2 separate regions of the Homo sapiens genome follow, and region 1 is linked to region 2. Evidence: chromatin contacts called from ENCODE Hi-C data. All regions are on one chromosome and are shown on one strand. Each heading gives the region's core, a stretch centred on a gene start or an enhancer-like site at or near the end of the contact. The rest is flanking DNA. Distances are from core to core; before and after follow the strand shown. Region 1 overlaps ZDHHC17 (zDHHC palmitoyltransferase 17). Region 2 has its middle 69 kb from the start of PHLDA1-AS1.

Region 1 (7,157 bases), core at 3,375-5,874, 820 kb before region 2:
GCAAAGCTATTTTATATATCTGTTACATTTATTCTTCTCCAGGAATGCAGCAGCAGGCCTCAGTCTCTGGGCCTTCCATAACTCCAGGAGACCCAAATCATACTTTTCCCAAGAATTCTCTAACACTTTACTCAGGTAACATTCCAGGGAGGGAGGCCTAACTATTTTCTGCAACCCAGCAGGCATCCAGCTAAAGGACCATCTTCCTTCCTGAAAAGTCCCCCAATCTCTCAGAGAAATTGTTTTTCACCCACAGAGAAGATAATGTAAAGACTATAGCACTCCATTTTGAGCTGATAACTCTTCAAAGAATCCTTCCTCAAATTAAATTCTTTTTTTATCTTGTATAGGCTGGAGGTGCTAAAGTTCCAGAACAAATCATGGCCACTTGCCAAAAAATTCAACACCATCTCTTTATAATGCAGCTTTATCAGCTTTATCAGCTACTATCCTTAGCTTTAGGCTCCAGGAAAAACGCTAAGGTGACAAGAAAAAACCCACTTAACACTCAGTTATATACAAATACATCATACAGTACTTACCCTATCACACCTAGAATTTTTCAGTTAACATTATGTTTTTGAGATTTATCTGTGCTGATACATGTAGCTCTACTTTATTCAATGTAATTGCTAAATGGTATTACATTACATGAATAAGCCAGATATATTCTCCTACTGTCTTAGTCCATTTTGTGTTGCTATAACAGAACACTAGTGACTGGGTAATTTATAAAGAAAATAAAGTATTTCTTACAGTTCTGAAGGCTGAGTAGTCCAAGGTGAAGGGGCCCACATCTGGCAAGGCCATTCTTGCTGCATCATCCCATGGTAGAAGGTGCAAGGGCAAGACAGCATGAGACAGCAAACGAGAGGACTAAACTTACTTTTAGAACCACCCACTCTCGAGTAACAAACTCACTCTCTTGATAAGGACATTAATCCATTCATGAAGGCAGAGCCCTCTTAGCCTAATCACCTCTCAGCAGTCCCACCTCTTAATACCATCACAATGACAATTAACTTTCAACATAAGTTTTAGAGGAGACATTCAAAACAAAGCACCTATTAAAATACAAGTCGCTTAACACTTTTTGCTACTACAAACCATACTGCAATGAACAATCTTATATGGGTCTCATCTGTAAAAGTTTCTCTAGGGTAAGTACGTATTAGTTTTAATAGAACTTATAAGTATCTTCAACTATCTTTCAAGGTAGTAGTAACAATTTATGCTCTCACTAGCAATGTGTGAGTTCTCTTTCACTATACTTGGATTTATCAGATTTTTTTTTTTTTTTTTTTTTGAGACGGAGTCTCGCTTTGTCGCCCAGGCTGGAGTGCAGTGGCGCAATCTCGGCTCACTGCAAGCTCCGCCTCCCGGGTTCACACCATTCTCCAGCCTCAGCCTCCCGAGTAGCTGGGACTACGGGCGCCTGCTACCACGCCCGGGTAATTTTTTTTTTTTTGTATTTTTAGTAGAGACGGTGTTTCACTGTGTTAGCCAGGATGAGGATGGTCTCGATCTCCTGACCTCGTGATCCACCCACCTCGGCCTCCCAAAGTGCTGGGATTACAGGCAGAAGCCACAGCGCCCGGCCTATCGGACTTCTTAATTTGGGGAGATCCAATGGCTACCTAATTTTATCTTGTTTGATTTGTATTTCCCTGAAGAAAAGTGAAGAAGTTTATCAAAGAGAGATCAACTACATCAATGCTATTGAAAAGTCAGGAAGAATGAAGACTGCAAGTAATCATTGGATTTAACAATATAGAGGTCACATTACTTGGAAAGTGGGGCACATGTTAGGCTGCAGTTGACTTAAGAAAAGATGGGAGAAAAGGAACTGGGAACAGCAAGTACAGACAACTTTTTAAGAATTTTATTACAAAGAAGTTGGGCGGTAGCCAGAAGTGACATGGAATCAAAGAAAAATAAAGTTTTTTATTTTGCTTTTGTTTTGTAAGATGAGAGAAATGATCACTAACAGAAATGATCTGGTAGAGCCAAAAACTAATGATGTTAAGTGTAGAGAACTGCTGGAGAGGTGTCCTTAAGTGGGCATGAGGAGACAGAAATTATTGTAACCAAACATGTACAGTATCTTTTATGCTGGAAACTACAAAACACCAATAAAAGAAGTCAAAGAATATCTAAATAAATAAGCAGGCATGCCATAATGACAGACTGGAAATTTTAATATGGTAAAAACTGTCAATTCTCCAATTGATATATAAATTTAATATCAGAATCCCAGCAAGTAGACAATAGACAAGTTTAACCTAAAATTTACATAGGAAGTAAAAGAAAACAAACCGCTAAAACAATTTTGAAAGAGATGAATAAAGTGAGAAGAAGCAAACTACTAAACTCCAAGACCTACTATATAGCTATAGTAATCAAGACTGTGTAGTATTGGCTGAGGAATACATAAATCAATGAAACAGAAGACCCAGATATAAAAACAACAAATATGCTCAACTGATTTTTTACAACAATGTAAAAGCAATTCAATGGAAGAGATGTACCACAGCAGTTGGATATCTATAGGCAAAAAAAAAAGAAAAAAGAAGCTCAACCTTAACTTTCACACTTTATACAAAAATTAACTCAAAATTAATCATGAACTTGAATGTTAAAGGTAAAATTATAAACTTAAAAACACAGAAGACAATCTTTGGGATCTCAGGCTAGGCAAAGAAAACTCAGACTTGACATGAAAAGCACAATTCATAAAAGGAAAAATTGGTCGAATAGACTTCATCAAAATTAAAACTTTTGCTCTGGGAAAGACTGTTATGAGGCTGATGTGGTTTGGCTGTGTCCCCACCCAAATCTCATCTCGAATTGTAGTTCCCATAATTCCCACGTGTCATGGGAGGGAATTGGTAGGAGGTAATTGAATCATGGGGATGGGTCTTTCCCATGCTATTCTAGTGAGATAGTAATCTCACAAGATCTGATGGTTTTATAAATGGGAGTTCCCCTGCACACACTTTCTTGCCTATCACCATGTAAGACGTGACTTTGCTCCTCCTTGCCTTCTGCCATGATTGTGAGGCCTCCCCAGCCATGTGTAACTGAGTCAATTCAACCTCCTTCCTTTATAAAGTACCCCGTCTTGGGTATGTTTTTATTAGCAGCGTGAGAACAGACTAATACAAAGGTGGAAAAGACAAGCTACAGACTGGGAGAAAATAACTGCAAATCACAACAAAGTGACTAGTGCCTAAGATATATAAACAGCTCTCAAAACTTGACAGTAAAATAAATAATCAACTAGGAAATAGGCAAAAGACACAATTAGCAGCTGAAATGTATACCCCCGAAACTCATATGTTGAAGCTCTAACCCCTGTACCTCAGAACAGACTGTATTTGGAGCTAGGGTCTTTAAAGAGGTGATCAAATTAACATGAGGCCATTGGGTGGGCCCTAATCTAATGTGATTACTGTCCTTTTAAAAAGGAGAAAATTTGGATACATAAAGAGATCATGTGAGAATATGAGAATGCAGCCATCTGCAAGCTAAGCAGAGAGACCTCAGAAGAAACTTGATCTTGGACTTCTAGCCTCCAAAACTGGAGAAAAAAAATTTCCATTGTTTAAGTCACCCAGTTTGTAGCATTCTGTTATGGGAGCCCTGACAAAGTCATACAGACGTGAAGAGACACTTCACCAAACAAGACATACAAATGGCAAATATGCACATGAAAAGATATTTAACATCATCTGCCATTAGGGAAGTGCAAATTAACATGACAATGACTTATCACTTACCTATAAGACTGGGCTAAAATTAAAAAGTGTCAAAAATTTCTTTATTATGGTTGCTGACTCAGCATCCATTTTTAGATCTAACGTAAGTTATCTGAAACCCAGCTATAGCCCTCCATCTTGGCCTAGTTAAAACTTCCCGGCAGGGCACAGTGGCTCATGCCTGTAATCCCAGCACTCTGGGAGGCCGAGGCAGGCAGATCACCTGAGGTCATGAGTTTGAGACCAGCCTGGCCAACATATAGTGAAACCCCGTCTCTACTAAAAACTAAAAAAATTCGCTGGGTGTGGTGGTGCATGCCTGTAGTCCCAGCTACTTGGGAAGCTAAGGCAGGAGAGTAGAAGAATCGCTTGAACCCATCCAGGAGGCAGAGGTTGCAGTGAGCTGAAATCGTGCCCTTCTACTCGACCCTGGGTGGGAGCGAGACTCCATCTCAAAAAAACAAACAAAAAAAAACTTCCCTTGCCTGTGTGACTGTCTGCAATATAGACTTCTTCATCTCACTGACCAAAAACTCAATATTCCCCACAGCTGCTGACCACGATAAAAACCTAATGGTCAACACCAGAGTCATGTAAATAAGATCTCCCTTCAGGAGTGTTTGCTTTAAACTAGCCAATCCACAACCACCACAGGAAAGCCTACAGGGTAATGCCCATGTACCTTAAAAAAGGCATAGTCCCACTGATATCCCCTTTTCCCTCTCACTCTTTTTCTCTCTCCCCTCCCTCAGCTCCCCGCATCCTTCCTTAACCTTAACCTCTCTGGGCTCTACCAGTAAATCTCGTTTCATTCTGGTTTCACTTCCTCATGTGTCTCACCTGACACACACGCACAAACCTAACTCAGTTCCCCAATCCCTGCTAGGGCTCTCCTAGAGTGACGCTACTTGCCTTATGGCCCTCTCAAGATAGAGATCCCAAGACCAATTAGAAAGTAAATATAACAATAAAAATCACAACAAAGTGACAATACCAAATGCTGGTGAGGATGCAGCTCTCCCTCATCCTCACTCATATACTGCTGATTGGAATGTAAAATGTACAGTTACTCAGGAAAACAGCTTGTCAGTTTCTTACAAACATTAACATGCAACTACCATATGACCCAGTGATTGCACTCCCAGAAGAATCAAAATTTATGTTTACATGAATACTTGTACACAAATGTTTAAAGCAGTTTAATTTCTAATAACCAAAACCTGGAAACAACCCAGATAATCTTCAATGGGTGAATGGTTAACACATCACGGTACATCCATACTGTGGGATACTATTCAGTAACAAAAAGGAACAAGGTACTGATACACACAACAACCTGATGACTCTCCAGAGAATTATGCTGAATGAGAAAAGCCAATCCCATAAGGTTACATACTACATGATCCCACTTATGTAACATTCTTAAAATTACAAAATAATAGAAATGGAGAACAGGTTAGTGATTGCCAGGGGTTAAGGACAGGTTGGGAGCTGGAAGGAAGACCACATGGGTATAAAAGGGCAATATGAAGAATCCTTATGGGGAAGGAAGTGTGCTGTATCTTGACTGTACCAATGTTAATTTCCTGGTTGTGCTATTATATACTATCCTATCCTATCCTACAGTGTCCTATAATTTTGCAAGGTGTTACCACTGGGAGAATCAAGGTAAAGGATACATGAGATCTCTCCGTGTTATTTCTTACAACTGCATGTGAATCTACAACTATTTTAAAAAGTTCAAGAAAAGTTATCAACTTGAGCATTTAAAATGTGCACAATTTATCATAAAATATGCCTCAATAAAAAGTTACACAGTAAAAAAAATTTTCATACAAGTTTTTTTAAAAAACTGTCCAGAACAAAGCTGTCCAATTGAACTTTCTGTATATAGATTATTGACCTGTTCTATAATTCTGTGCTACCTAAAACAACAGCCACTAGCCACACATAGCTAATAAACACTTGAAATGTAACTTGTATAACTGAAAAACTGAATTTTAAATTTTATTCATTTTAATTAAATTTAAACTGCCACACATCAGTGGTGGTCACCATTGAACAATGCAGGTCCAGACACTACAAAGAATAGGGAAGATCGTTATGTGCTAAAATACAGCTATGTCCAAATTGTATTCAGAAAAATACAGATTTTATAACATAACATTTATGTAATAAAAACAAGGAAATAAATATACATGAACATGTATGTAAAATATATATTTAAATGTACAAGCATAGAAAATTCTGAGTGTACTTTAAAGTAGTATTTACCTGTGAGGAGTGAGAGAAGTTTGTGCTTGCTGGGGACAGGGAACTGTGGGACTTCACCATGAACTATATATCCTTCTGTACTACTTAAATTTTTTACAATAATCATGTGTCACCATTAAGGCTAAAAAAAACCCATGCTGAAACTTAAATTTCTGATACCTTTAAAATTTATACATTATTCAACAGTATAGAATAAATCGGATGTTAGGATAATAATGTTCAGAAAGTTTAAGTTTATATATGGTCTGCTATGCTAGAAGACTAGATTCTAGTTTGTCAAGAATTTTTTTTTTCCACCTGTACCCTTTTTTGGGACTTGATTACATCAATTATTCAATGGAAAAAGGACACAAATAAGGAAAAAAAGTTTAATGGGAATTTCTGAAATCAAGCTAATTAACCTCTCACAAACAGGTGGAAGATTCTGGCTATTTACATTATGAGTGGTCAAAGAGAAAGCAAAATTTCCAAAGAAAACACTGTCTAGAATTTATTCATGATTATATTTACAGAAATATAAATAAAGATTAATGAATATTTATAATTTCAGTGAAAGAACATAGGGAGGTAAAATTCTAGGGTTAAAAACAAGATTAACAATAGTGTACATGCTCTCTTAAAATCTTGGAACTGCAGAAAGAAAGTAAGTAAAGATTATAAAACAACAGCTAACTATTTGCCAGGTATTGTTCTAAATTTTACTTAGAGACAGAATTTCATAAAATCAAAAGATGCTATTGATTATAATATGCACCATTATTGTATGTACCACTAAGAAAGAAAATACTGCCAACTGAACTGAATGCTTTTTTATCACTTCAAATTTTTACTTCTACTAATTGAAGGATTATTTACACTAATTGAAAAATCTTTTACAGACTTACTTAGATTTTTAAAATATCACTCTTTAGGCTATATCAAATGGAGATAAACAAATCAGTTACTGTATTGCTAAAACTTGTTCATGCTCAAGGTTAGCCTCTTTGGAATCACTGTTCAACTTAGAGTTTCAATACCATGTTCTTCATCACAATATTGTTTATGAGCCACCAAGAACACTGAAATATAGCATTTCTTAAAAGAATGTCACTATTATCTCTAGGATTTCCTTCTCCAAGCCACTGA
Region 2 (7,108 bases), core at 3,895-6,394:
AATATCTGTCTCTGGTGGCCTCAGTACTTTTTTCTATGCTCCGAATTCTCCTTCAATTTTGGCTGCCACAAAGTGTTCCACCCTCACTCCCCTACCACTCCCACCCCTAAATATCATCAGGAAAAGATTTGACTCTTAGTGTGAATATGATCTTTTTTTTTCTTCAAATCATTTTATCTTTAATAATCTTGCAGTAATTTAAAATATGAGAAAAAAAGTTAAACGTGTTCCCTTTACAGGTGATGCCACCATGATTGCCTCGCACAAGCATGATCAATCACCATGATGAGACTGGATGCCAAAGAGCATGGCTGGCAAAAAGGCATCAGGGCTCACAGATTGAAGAGTTTGGTTACGGAGTCTCTAGGGGGTAACAGGTGGCAGAAGAGACATCAGTTTAAGGGACCTTCAGAGGACAGGGCGCGGTTGCTGGGTCATGAGCACCTTTAAACGTTTCTTGATGGTGATTCGGTGTCGGGAATATTTGTCATCTGGGGAGAACTGAGCAGGATGGGCTAAGCAGGTCTGTTGTCCCATCGAGTCAAATTTCTCCAGCGTATAGACCTGATCTCCCTGCTCACTAATACTGAAGAAACATGATTACTCTTAAGCCAGAGGTTCCAATTTGGTCCGCAGCTCCGTCTGTCGCTGTCTGCCGAATATGATCTTTTAGAAGGTCATTTGCATTTAAAATTTTCTAAATGCAGAAGGAAATGTTGGTATATTTGGGGGCATTTGGGAGTATGTAAGGAATTAATAGTGTGTTGTGGGAGAGGAGAGACAGAGCCTCTTCTCCCAGGGGCACCTATCATATCCTGTTGTCTGTGCCCCTGCAGATGGGCAGTGCAGTAGCCCTGGAGAAGGAGATGGTACTGTTAGCTTCTCAGTATTTCTGAAATCATACTAAAATACTAAGTAGGAACCTACCTGTGTGGCCTGGCTGTGTGTAGGAGATGGATAGAGAAACAATCCTAGAAGTGAGGCAAGGCCAGCCTGAGAAGGAAGTGAACTGAAATATCTGTTAGAAATACTTCCTCAGGCAGGGAGGGAACCTGTGCAAGAATAGGGGGTGTGGCCAGCCATGAGTGACAGACACTCGTGGACTTCCACATTAGTGCCATATTCAAACTGAGCAGAACTAGAATGCAGAGGTCCCAGGCTTCTAGAGTTGTACTTCCAGAATATAGTCTGAATTTTCTAGAACTCTTTAGAAATTTTTCCTTTTGCTTGTGAAGGGTGATGGCAGGGTATATCAGGCTACAGTCTCCATGTAAGTGAAGGTGTCAGTTCTTTTCCAGGTTAAGGTATACTATACTAACTGGTATGACTGTTTGATCCCTAATTTGGGAAATGATACATGTAGTGGTAAAGAAACAGGATTTGGAATCAGACTGAAGATAAATCCCTCTAAGACAGGAATAGCATCCATCTTGTTTGTTGATAACCAAAACCTAGCTTCACTGGTTCCTGGCACAGGGAATATACTCAATAACTATTTTGAATGTTGAGGGAATGAATCAATGGATATATGAATGAATGAACTAACCTGTTTGAAATTCCAGAGCTTCTATATTTGAGACTTATGGCCTTGGGCAGGTTACCCAAGTTCTCTGAGTCTTAGTTTTCTTATTTGAAAAATTGGAAAAATAATACTCAGTTTACAGGGTTGTTATGAGAAATAACATGATCTAACATATCCATAGCCCTTAGCACAATGCCTTAATAAAGGCAAGCTGTCATAACAGTGATAGTAGCAGTATTAATGTTCATCACTCCCATAATCACAGAATTGTTGTTCAGTGGGGGAGGAGGTGGGTAAAATGTGGACATAGATCCTCATGGCAGCCAATGAGAGATTAACAGAGGAGAATTGTTGTGGAGTGGAGAGTCTGGACAGGGGTTATTTTATGAGGTTTAGGTGAGAGATTGTACATGCCTTGACCTTGATAGAGAAGGTAGACATGGCTGGGGTGAGGCCTTAGCAAAACTGGGTCAATTTGAACTAGTTTCCTTTGGGAAATCACCAGTGTGTCTGGCCTCAAAGTTCAGGCCATTTCTACCACATCATAGTACATACTCCTACCTATGTGAAGAAAAGAGGGGGATAAATAAAATGTAGGTCTCTCTCTCTCTCTGTGCGTGTGTGCGTGTGTGTGTGTGTGTGTGTGTGTGTGTGTGCGCGTGTGTTAAAGGCCTGGAAGATACTGCCTAGTTGGTAATGGAGACAAAGTTGTTGGGAGGTAGTCAAAAGGAAGGGTTGGTGTTAATCAGAGTAAATTTCTGCCTTTCCCTTCTGGCTGGGCCCAGTCTTACCTCTGGATGGGAAGCACAGCTGATATGCTGCCATGCTAGGTTCACTAGCTCATGCTTTCTGGAGGAAAGCAACGATGTTTGCCGTCATGCAATCTTATGCTATTTTGCAAGCCAATTTTTACAGCCTTTACAAAGTACTCGTTAAAAGGGAATATATAAAATGCTTGAAGGGAGAACCATGAGAGAAAGTTGGTGCCATGAGTGTATCTTATTAGGTGTGTTCTAACAGGCTAGATATTTTACATACCTTATGTTTCATTTGTATGACCTCTCTCTCCATTTTATAGACGAGGATGCTGAGACTTGGAGAGGCTAAGTAACTTGGTTACTAAGTTGTGCAGTCAAGATTCCAACCCTGACCTTTCTGAATTCTGAAGCTATTCTCTGACCATATTCTATAATGCATGTGAGGATGCAAAGCTAAATGAGCCTTTCACTCTCTGCCTTTGTCTTCTCTCTGCAGTTATCTTGCATTTTATGGAAGGGCTAGCTCAGCGATGGGAATGGATGTTTTTATGGAAAAGAATCACTTACCGGCCAGGCATGGTGGCTCATGCCTGTAAGCCCAACACTTAGGGAGGCCGAGGCGGGTGGATCACGAGGTCAGGAGTTCAAGACCAGCCTGGCCAAGTCTCTGCTACAAAAGTGAGCCAGGTGTGGCGGCGAGCACCTGTAATCCCAGCCACTTGGGAGGCTGAGGTAGAGAATTTTGCTTGAACCCAGGAGGTGGATGTTGCAGGGAGCCGAAATTGCGCCACTGCACTCCAGCCTGAGCGACAGAGCAAGACTGTCTCAAAAAAAAAAAAAAAAAAAAAAGAATCACTTGCTGTTCCAGGCACAATGGTTGTATCTTAACTTAATAAGAGGAGTAAACAAGTGTTGAATCCTTAGTATGTGCCAGCCATTACACTAAGAGCATCACCCTCACGATCTTACTTAATCCTCACCGCAAGCCCATGAGCTGAGCACTGTGCATGCATGCTACTGGGAGGTAGTGGGTGGGATCAGTATAGGCTCTTCCAGCTCATTGCCACGCCTTGGCAGGGTGAGGTCCATTGCATTGGCTTCCCTGCCAGATGCTGTAGGAAAATACACTGGAGGCCAGGTGCAGTGGCTCATGCCTGAATCCCAGCACTTCGGGAGGCTGAGGAGGTGGGCAGATCCCTTGAGCCAGGAGTTTGAGACTAGCTTAGGCAACATGGCAAGGCCCCATCTCTATGAGAAATACAAAAATTAGCCAGGCATGGTGGTGCATGCCTGTAGTCCCAGCTTACTCAGGGGGCTGAGGTGGGAGGATTGCTTGAGCCCAGAAGGTCAAGGCTGCAATCAAGCTGAGACTGCACCATGACACTACAGCCTGGGCAACAAAGTGAGAAGCTGTTTCCAAAAAAACAAAAACAAACAAACAGAAAACACCAGAGACCTGGTTCCTAGGTTCATAGCATTCTCCCGTGGAACATAAACAGCTAGTGTAAGACCTATCTTCCTCCAGAAACAAGTGAGTTATGAGTGCAGATACAGTTCATTGACAGTCAATGTGATCCATAAGCTGGGTGGGACAGTGGTTTTTCCAAGGCCACATCCCACCTTATCATCTTCTTCCCTGTAATAGCTGTAAGAGTATTAGCTCATATTTGTTGACCTGTTGTTGAGCTCCAGACACTGTCCTAGTCATTGTACATGCATTCTCTCTAATCCTCATTGCTATTCTCTGAGGGTGGAACTGAGACAAAAAAAAATTAAGTCCATTTGCCCAAGGACTCACAGCAAATGGAAGGGCTCTGATTTGGACCTGAGGGCATCTGTTTTTAGAGGCTAAATGCCTGACAGGGAGGTCTACAGCTGAAAGTCTCAACCAGATGGTAAATGAGAAGCACTGCGTTTTATTTACCTTCCTGACACCAGGTCATGTACTGTAGGGACTCAGTAAGACTTGTTACTCAGGGCCAGTTGCGGTGGCTCACACTTGTAATCCCAGCACTTTGGGAGGCTGAGGCGAGTGAATCACCAGTTTAGGAGTTCAAAACCAGCCTGGCCAATATGGTGAAACCCCAACTCTACTAAAAATACAAAAATTAGCTGGGTGTGGTGGCGGGCACCTGTAGTCCCAGTGTCTGGGGAGGCTGAGGCAGGAGAATCGCTTGAACCTGGGAGGCAGAGGTTGCAGTGAGCCAAGATCATACCACTGCACTCCAGCCTGGGTGACAGAACAAGACTGCATCTCAAAAAACAAAACAAAACAAAACAAAACCCAAAAACTTGTTACTCAGAAGAAGCACCAAAAGGTGGTTGTTTTGGGGGATTGGCAATGGTGTGGAGTATATCGTATGTGCTAAGTGCTTTTTAACCAACTTGGATCGAGGCCAGGGTTATTTTCCTATTCTAGGTCTGACCTCAAAGTGCTCCCTTTGGCATGTTGGATTCAATTATTAGGGTGTTTTCACATTTACCTTTCCCAGCAATAGTTTTCAGCCTTAGCATTCTGCTCACATTTCACTTTTAACTAAGTCTCTCTTTAGCAATCTGCTCAGACCTCTTGCCTGTGTGAATAAAGTTTGATTTTCACAAAGGGCACTTTCTAGTCAAAATTCCATACTTGCTGCTTTCCGGGCTATGAAGTGCTGACCTGGGTGGAGGAGACATTGTTTCCTTAGAAAACGACAGAGCTTGAAGCTCTTCACTGATGTGAGGGCCTTTCTCTCCCACTTTGGAACAGTATCAGTCAGATGTACTTCATTAGAGAGACCCTGGGCTAGTTCCTAGGAGCTTCCTGTCCACCAGCTGCTACAGTGGGGTTGGCAGGTACCAGGTGTGGCCAGCAAACATACCTGCCTCAGAGGCCTGGGTCCTTTGAAGTGCCGAAGGAATGTCACACTTCAAAGAAACCTCACTGCAGCTGTCACCTGGCTATCGAGGGGAGGTCAGAGAGTTAATATGCAACCATGAAACTCCCACCTCCAGCCAACACCTGCAAAGCTGAAGCACATTTTTTTTTTCTGGTGCACAGGATTTGAAAGCATTGTTCCTAATTTATCTCAGCATTGTTCCTAATTTATCTCAGCAAGAGCTCAATGCCCTATGTCTTCAGATAAAGATCTATTGTATATATCTGTCCAACAATAAAATAAGTAAATGAGCTGGATTTTTCTTTTCTGAATAGGAATTATTTAGTAATGAAGTAAGTATTTGCAATTACTATTTGCAGGGGTTTAATTATGGGACTAATTTGTAAAAAACATTAGCAAGGCTTTGTACAAATGTAGCATCTTTTATCCGAGGATCACAATGTGTTGTATGCAAATGAATGAACTCTGCTGATGGCTCTGTTTGGTATGCACTCAGTCACTGTTTTAAATTTTCCTTGGGCATTCAGCACTCTAGGGCTGGGGTGGGAAGCCAACATTTATTTATAAATTGCAGCAAGATGGATGTAGATTAGATCTAAAAAAGGACTTCCTGGTTGTGATGTTACTAAATGCTGGCCTGAATTACTGCAGCAGTTTTTAAAGACTTGCGTGAACAAGACTTCCTGCCACTTTGATAGTAGTCTTTTTATTAGAAAACCAAACCCATCATCTTCTTCCAGTAGAAGAAGCTAAGTTTTCAACTTAAACACAAATAGTAAGCCATTAAAGAAAAGAAAAAGAGGGTTGGAGTGAGTGACTATAAAAGCCCAAATTCTGGCAGACTCTCCTTTAAGGCTCTGGACTCTGCTAAAACCTGGACTGCAGGAAGGTATGCCTCAATTAACATCATAAAGGCTAAATTTTGCCTGGGGATAGCCTTTGTTACAGTTCCTAGCCTCAAAAAAATGGCTTCAGCTCCCTTTCCCTCCCACCCTTGTTTATACATTCCAATACAGATTTGCATCTAAAAAATAAGATAGACAAATGCCTGCATGTATATGTTTATAGTGGAATTTCATTACAGATATCTGCCTAATGCTGACAGATAAACCAGGCCCGATGACCTAATATTCCTCCTGCACTTGTTTTATTTGAGCTTCATGTTTCTTCTACCTACTCCTCCTTCGGCAGGAACAGAAAGATTTAGAAAAGAACAGGTTCTTTGCAAACAGCCTATGGCTACTCTGATGGCGGACCCTCATTCACCCTCACTCTCTGCTTTCTAATCTCTTTCCTGTCCCACTGCCTTACGGTTTATTGAAACCTCAAAACTTTCTATAGCTTTGGTGCTAAATTTTGCAATCAGTTTTCTTCCTCACTTAGGGGTTAGTGCCCCTGGACTCATATTGGGCTGCAGCAGAGCAAGTGGAAGGTCAGAGGAGTTGAAAAGAAGAGTTTCTGGAATTGGGCTGCTTAATTCAAAATCTGGTTTATGAACCATGGGAACTTGGGCAGGTTTCTTCACCTCTCTGCCTAGTTTCTTTAACTGTCAAATGGGGACAGTATTAATCCCTACCTTATAGAAAATTCATGAGAGTTTAAATGAGATGATACATGTATAATACATATTTCAGGTAACATAATACAGATTTCTGTTAATTAATTAGACTCCAAAAACATAAAGATGGGAATACTTGTATCTCATAGCATTTTTGAATGCTTTTCACATGCTTCTTAAGTATTGTACACATACCATCTCATTTAACTCTCATGACTTTTCTATAAGGTAGGAATTAATATTGTCCCTGTTTGAAAGTTAAATAAACCAGGCAGCGAGATGAAGAACTCTGCCCAAGTTCCCATGGTTCATAAACCAGATTTTGAACTAAGCAGCCCAATTCCAGAAACTCTTCTTTTAATTAATTAAACTCTGAAAACATAAGGATGCT

What was found. Hi-C counts contacts between places; a loop is a spot of excess contacts on that map. Pooled maps may share reads with other maps.
Region 1: a loop to region 2 is called in a map with no recorded cell type, with 2.7 times the contacts of the local background. The contact joins two enhancer-like sites. A Hi-C loop is called at or near these places in 4 of 37 single-sample maps with no recorded cell type and 2 of 50 pooled maps.

Annotation. Positions count from the first base shown.
Region 1 is chr12:76,775,283-76,782,439 of GRCh38, reverse strand. The region is part of intron 1 of ZDHHC17 (zDHHC palmitoyltransferase 17); the gene reads right to left. Among named protein-coding and RNA genes, the nearest start is that of ZDHHC17, 15 kb to the right of the region's middle. Within about 2 kb of position 4,624, at least 6 of the 41 ENCODE cell types and tissues checked have a DNase peak (open chromatin) inside an H3K27ac peak, as active enhancers do.
Region 2 is chr12:75,958,301-75,965,408 of GRCh38, reverse strand. It overlaps the pseudogene LOC100289143. Among named protein-coding and RNA genes, the nearest start is that of PHLDA1-AS1, 69 kb to the left of the region's middle. RefSeq lists an enhancer at 6,982-7,108. Within about 2 kb of position 5,144, at least 6 of the 41 ENCODE cell types and tissues checked have a DNase peak (open chromatin) inside an H3K27ac peak, as active enhancers do.